Linked DNA regions of Homo sapiens: region 1 is linked to region 2. The links are chromatin contacts, found by Hi-C or POLR2A ChIA-PET in ENCODE. All regions are on one chromosome and are shown on one strand. The core of a region is the stretch at or near the end of the contact, and the rest is flanking DNA. Distances in the headings are between cores, read along the strand shown.

Region 1 (3,375 bases), core at 466-2,965, 36 kb after region 2:
GAACTTTATTTCCTCAACTGTTAAAATCAGAGGCTAGATGACAGATATGGTCCCTCTCAGTTCTAAAATTATCTAATTTCATTCACAAATTGCTTCCTGCTAAATCATCTGGGCTGTCAGTCAAGCACTCAGCAAACACATTGTTTGGCCGTGTTTAAATCAAACATATGGGTGACATGCTAAATTCTTAACTGAAATTACTCTAAATATATAGCTACATCTCTTCTTTTGCCTATAAAATTGCTTTGCACATCAATAAGAAGAAAAGAATTTGTGGTGATTAAGAAATATAGGCTTCAGGGCTATATTCCGGGCTATCATTTACTAATGTTTGGACCTTGGGCAAGTTACTTAACCTCATTTTCTGTGAATTGTAGGAGATAACAACATTTACCACATGGGGCTGCCATTCAAGTGTTTAGAACAATGGCTACAACAGAGTAAAGGCATAATGAATGTTAGCTCTTCCTCCTTTATTGCAGTAGAATTCAAAATATGATTTCAGACTAGGAATGATAGCTCATGCCTGTAATCCCAGCACTTTGGGAGGCCGAGGCAGGTCAATCGTTTGACTCCGTGAGTTTGAGCCCAGCCTGGTCTCAAATATGGCGAAACCCCATCGCTACAAAAAATACAAAAATTAGCCAGGCATGGTGGTGCACATCTGTAGTCCCAGCTACTCGCGAGGCTGAGGTGGGAGAATCGCCTGAGCCTGGGAGGCGGAGGTTACAGTGAGCCAAGGTCGTGAGCCAAGGTCACTCCTGCCTGGGTGATAGAGTCAGAGCCTGTCTCAATAAATAAATAAATAAATAAATAAATAAAATATTTTAAAAATATGATTTCAAAAAAGGCACATTCATAGACAAAAAAGATTGTAGCTAACTAAGTACCTGCTTACCTTTCATAAAGAAGGGTCGAGTTGTTTTCCAGAGCTCTGGATTGTTGTTAAATATGATGCCTTTCTCATGCATACCGATGCACTGCAGCCCAAGTTTGCTGCCGAATCGAGAGCTGTAATGATTGTGCTTCATTATGTGGAACATACTTGAGGACCTGAAAAGACAGGAAACTTTGGTGTCAATTTTTAAGGGTCAGGAGAACTCCTGGTGGTACATTTTGACTAGGAGGTAGCTCTCTTAGCAAATGCATGTTGCTCCAAATGCAATGTGCATGATTTCTAGTATTCGGGTTGAATAAGCACTTCTGTTAGCATGAGGACATCCTTCTCCAGTTGAATCATTTCTACCTACTGACTCCCTGTTTCAACATCACCAAAGATAGAAAACACACACACACACCCATATACCATTCCTTACTTCTCTTTCTTCTCTAACCTCACCAAAATACTACCCACTACTGGAGTCAGAGCTGCAAGGCTGCTAAGAAGCTGAACCCTCCATACCACCAGAGCCAGAAGAACCTCCAGCCTCCCAGGTATCATCCAGCCTCACTCCACAAAGTGCCACCCACTACAAGAGTGAGCCACAGAATCAGAAGTTTGTGGAATTACTAAAGTCTTGTTTTCCTATTTTGGAACCAGCAGTTTTGCCTAGTACCACCCAACTCCAGTCTCTAATCAGGCCTGCCCCCTCCAGTGGAGTATCAGTCAGGGCTTGAAAAATATCTCCTTGGGCACTTCTTCTAGCCCTGAGCTTGGCCAGCGCCTGGCTGGACTGGCATGCAAAGTTCACTGTGGTAGTAAAGGAAGCTATTTTGGGGCTCTGCCTTCCATCATGACTCATCAAAGTCTCCAGGGTCACAGAGTTCTCCCACGACACAGGATGTGATGAGTCATGAGACAGGGCAATTTGCATGATGCTCAATTATGCAAATTCAAGATGCATTAGATGTCATTGGTATTATCTTGATTTTAGATGTTGTTGTTACTTTCTTGGTGAACTTAATATTTATACAAAATTTCATGTATTAATTGCAACTTTGGTCCTCCCTCTCCTCTGGTCTCCTGAAATTTTGTTTCACAGCTGCAAATTCTCCCACTATGGAGGTTTTCAGAACAAATAACCCTCAAAGATTGCAAGTGGTTACTATAATATCTGCAATTGGTTCTCAGGTTGGAGAGACTTGCTCCTCCATCTCCTAGTTGACACTTGGCTCCTAAAAGGATACTTTTGCCTTAATGAGGTTGTTCAGTTAATGCCTGTTGAAATACATTCCCAGAGGACTCTAGACCAAAAAAGCGCTGCTCTGGTTCAATGTATTAGGTTGTGGGCTAAGTATTAATCCAGCTCTCACATCTGCGATGTGTTCCATAGTCCTATTTAAGCTTTAAAAGTAAGCCCCTGAAATAATGGTAGTGTCAAGAAATTAGAACAGGATTATTATTGTATAATAATATATAATATATAAGGTGTGGTAGTGTGTGCCTGTAGTCCCAACTACTTGGTGGGCTGAGGCAGTAGGATAGCTCGAGCCCTGGAGGTTGAGGCTGCAGTGAGCCATGATCAAGCCATTGCACTCCAACCTAGGTGACAGAGCAAGATCCTATCTCAAAAAAAAAAAAAAAAGCAGAGTTATTGTATAAATAACTTATTAATATTTATTTCAGGAAAAACCACCTATTTTCAAATAAAAACACTATTAAATATTCTCTTGATCTGATTCCAGATAATATTCATCAAATAATCCTAAGTTTTGGACATGTTTGCCTCTCCCTAGCAAAAATAAATAAATAAATAAATAAAAATCCAGATGCTTCCATTTGTATTCTGGGGAATTTGTCTGACGTTTCAAATTTTGTCATATATAGAAAAATTATGCTATAGGAAGGAATGAAATTCTTACTAATTAAAATATTTGAAAACTCTAGCTTTACTTACCTTCCCCTCCATCATTCTATAATTAAAGCAGAAATTAAGTAATTTATATATTCTTTATTCACAAACTAATATTTAAAAATTTTAAGCACTTAAAGGACAAACACTATTTTTCTGCTCTGACCCTGGGGCTTTTGCATACTGCATTAATCATATTGGCCTGTCCATTTCATTTAAGAACTTGCTAATCAGTTTTAAAAAGAGAGTAAGAAACTCCAAACATAAAACAAACCCAACGAAATATTTGCTAGTTATTAGTAATAAAGAGCCAACCTTTAAAATTCTTGTGTCCTTTAGGGGGCACCAACTTCTCAGCTATTTTGAATCCAAAGCTCAGGCTTGTTAGGGACAAAGCTAATCAGGCCGATGTGATAAAGCAAGGGATGTGTGACTGGCCACAGATGAGCAATTTAAAACAAGGTCACTTACTAAAAGTAGGCTGGATTTATCTAACCAGAGTAAATCAGAAAAGTGAAGAGAAGGTCAGTGATGAACTAAGGACCCCAGCCCAGAGCTCCTCCTGGCAGTCAAGACAGGCCTG
Region 2 (3,165 bases), core at 521-3,020:
TACAATGTATTCACCCATTCTGCAATTGGCAGACATTGGGGGCAGTTTCCAATGTATGGTTCCAGCACATACCTTTTGGCCAACAGAGGTGCACATTTTTATGGGGTCTTCTTAGTCTTTAAAAGAAAAGTGGTCAGTTGTTTGGCCAAGACATTTTCTTGACCCAGGCTTAACAGATGAATCAGCCTGTTATCTCCTTTGCCATAATCAGCAATTTTTCTTTTGTACTTTCTCTTCCTTGAAGTGCACCATTCCATCTGCAGGATTCTTCAACATTGCTGAGCAAGGCCAGTGGCTGTCCTGTTATATTTTTAACATATGCAGGTGACTTATTTACATCCTGGCTACAGACTGGCTCAGGGGTGAGGGGACGAAAGCAGCTGCCCGAGCTGGCCGGTGAACCTGGACACTCAGCTGTCCAGCCAGCTGACGCTGTGACTTTCTCCCTTCAGACACTCAGTTGTGTTTTTCCACTCCGGAAACAGTGATTTCTACCCCCTGCCCTTCTCTGTCTCTTGATGGGAAATCTATCGCTAGTTGGCCTCGCTGTCCCTTGCTCTGCTCCTGAAATGGATACTAAAAGCAACTTATTTCTGAACCTGTGCTTTTCAGCTCACACTTCCACATCGTCCCTTTCTTTTGTCCCTTTCTTTTCTTCTCTGCCCGCATGATGGGCTGGCCCTTGGCAAGGTCTTTACTTTCACTGTGTTTTCTTTCTTTCCCCAGAGTCTCCGATCCTGTCTTTCTCAGAGGTGTTTTCATTGTTGCTGTTTCTCCTCCGTCTCTCATCCCCTCAGGCCTCGTTAGTCACTTCCTTACCTGTAAATATTTTTTTTTTTTTTTTTTTTTTTTTTTTGCCGGTGGTTGGGGGGGAGGTGGGGGAGGGGGGTTAGTGGACTTCCTTTCCCCAAAGTGCTCCGCTCTGACTCCCATCAGTAAGGCAGCAAGCCCAGACCCGTTAGTGGCCTTCCTTTCCCCAAAGTGCTCCGCTCTGACTCCCATCAGTAAGGCAGCAAGCCCAGACCCCGGCATGGAGCAGGTCAGGCAAGAGATGTATGCAGTGACTTAATAAATAAAATAGAATGGAATACGAGAACCAACAGAAAAGAAGCATGTAGAGCCGCTGGTCCTGAGGATCAAAAGAGCAGCAAAGATAGGCCTTCAGCTTTGGTGCTGAGCTTCCTCATAACAGGGGCAATCAAAGAAATAAGAGATTACAGTGTTGATAATAGATAAATGATAGAAAATAATTGTAACATTTTTGAAGGAGCGTCTTATTAATTTTTCTGTCTTCTAAACGCTTGTTTGGGTCAGGGCCTTAAGCATAGTAGATGCTCAATAAATACTTGTTTAAAGGATGAGTTAAAAGTAAAATCACGTATTATTGCTGGCTAATATGTATTGAGTACTTACTACATAGCAGGAAATTTCTAATTTGTTTCACCCAACAACCCCAGTAGGTGGGCACTATGGTTCTCCGCTTTTTCAAATGTGGAAACCACAGAGTAACTTCCCCAAGGTCACAGCTCTTCAGCGACCAGGTTATGATGTAAACTCAAGTGCCCGGATTGGAGCCAGCCACTAGGGAATCTGAAATGATGGAGCAAATGAGCATTTAGGGGTATTTTCATTTTACCAGACAGTAATACCAACCTGACTGGCTTTTTACTGCTGGCCCCTGGCAGGCAGCCCAGTTCAGTGAGCAGCCCTGCTAGAAACCAAGGCAGGCAGGCTCCCCTCTACCGGGAGCTGCCCGGCTTCAAAGCCGGTAAACCTTTTCCCTATCTGCCCCCTGCTGGCGGATGTGAGCATAGCAGGGCTCTCTCCCGACTCCTTGCAAGAGCACCCTGGAAAAGAGAGCGAGGCTGAGTGAAACCCCGGCTGCTGCTTGGGCTTCCGTAATTGTAGGGGAGTGGTGAATTGCCATAACCCCAAACTGGGACCTGGGCTCTGACATATAGGAATGTCTTAGGATGGGCTGGTTAAAATTGGTTGCTCTCCTGGCAAAGCTAGTTTGTGTAGTCACTGGATGTGGGGTGGAAACAGTGGGGCTTGGGGGAGGACGGTGGGGAATTAGAGATCATCTTTAAAAGCATTGGAACACCATTCAGGGGGCTCTGGGTTCTTGTCCAAGGGTCACCTACTCCAGCGGCAGGTATCCTGTCTGAAGCTGTGTCCTAATTTGTAAAAGGAGGCATTAGACTACATGACGTCTAATGGTCCTTCGATCTGAAATCTCTACCTGTAAGCTCTTTAAAGATTCCTCTAAGCAGGTCTCCTCGCTGGATCTCACATTCTCTCCCCAAAGGTCTTCCCCAGTGCCCATACCACATCTCCAGCCCTGCTCACCTGCATCCCCCTGTGGCCAGACAACTTGCTAACTCCAGCTGCCCACCCTGACCCCCAACCTGAGCCAGCTTTGTATGAGGTCCCCAGGCCCTGTTCACTAAGAATGGGAATCTTATGGTTCAGAAAGAAACTAGCCTGTGCTTCTTGGTCTTGAGGCCAGTTTGCCTCTCACTTCCTGACAAGTCCAAACCCAGGACAGCTGAGACAGCGAGAGCTATCAAGAAATGAGGGGAAGGGAGCTGCCGGCACTTTCTGTTGAGCAAATGGCTGAAGTTCCCAGAAAAGCTGGAGCGGAGGAACTCTGGGGAGGCACATAAAGTTGTTGTGGTCCAGGAATGGATGCCTGAGGAGCCCAGAAATTCCCAAGGGAAATGTTGTAGGGGTCGGAGTTCCTGTGCCAGCAGGGGTGGGAGGTACAGCCAGCCGTACGTGACTATTGCTATTAATGTGACCTCATGTTCAACCCTGGTGTTTTCTAAAGAAACAAGACTTTCCAGAGAATTTTTGTATTTATTTTGGGGCACCCATATATACACATATATTCAGCCTCAGCAGAGCCTAAGGCAGGGTTCCTGGGGTGAAGGACAAATTATTTTTCTTAGTTTTCAACCCATAGGGACTGACACTTTAAAAAATGCGATAAAAATAAATTATTAGAAAATGAAATGAAGACCACCAAAACTAGTCTCTACTCTTCCTTCCCTTCCCTTTTTCTTTCTTTCTTTCTCCTTCTTTCTTTCTTTCTTTCTCTTTCTTTCCTTCTTTCTTTTCTCTCTGTTTTTCTCTTTCTTTCCCTTTCTCTCTCTCTTTCTTTCT

What was found. Hi-C counts contacts between places; a loop is a spot of excess contacts on that map. ChIA-PET counts read pairs that join two places held with the same protein, here RNA polymerase II (POLR2A). Pooled maps may share reads with other maps.
Region 1: a map of ascending aorta shows a loop between it and region 2 (3-fold over the local background). The contact joins two enhancer-like sites. A Hi-C loop is called at or near these places in 2 of 168 maps with a recorded cell type or tissue (aorta and ascending aorta), 2 of 37 single-sample maps with no recorded cell type and 11 of 50 pooled maps. POLR2A ChIA-PET finds 5 or more read pairs at or near these places in 3 of 52 experiments (GM10248, MCF 10A and Panc1).

What each region holds. Positions count from the first base shown.
Region 1 is chr15:51,226,881-51,230,255 of GRCh38, forward strand. It overlaps CYP19A1 (cytochrome P450 family 19 subfamily A member 1), which reads right to left. Exons shown (of 10, transcript NM_000103.4): 4 at 899-1,053. The region is part of intron 1 of MIR4713HG (MIR4713 host gene); the gene reads left to right. Among named protein-coding and RNA genes, the nearest start is that of MIR4713, 14 kb to the right of the region's middle. RefSeq lists enhancers at 1,572-1,866, 1,592-1,886. Within about 2 kb of position 1,716, at least 7 of the 41 ENCODE cell types and tissues checked have a DNase peak (open chromatin) inside an H3K27ac peak, as active enhancers do; they include ascending aorta, where a contact is called at or near this core.
Region 2 is chr15:51,191,066-51,194,230 of GRCh38, forward strand. The region is part of intron 1 of MIR4713HG (MIR4713 host gene); the gene reads left to right. Among named protein-coding and RNA genes, the nearest start is that of MIR4713, 50 kb to the right of the region's middle. Within about 2 kb of position 1,771, at least 9 of the 41 ENCODE cell types and tissues checked have a DNase peak (open chromatin) inside an H3K27ac peak, as active enhancers do; they include ascending aorta, where a contact is called at or near this core.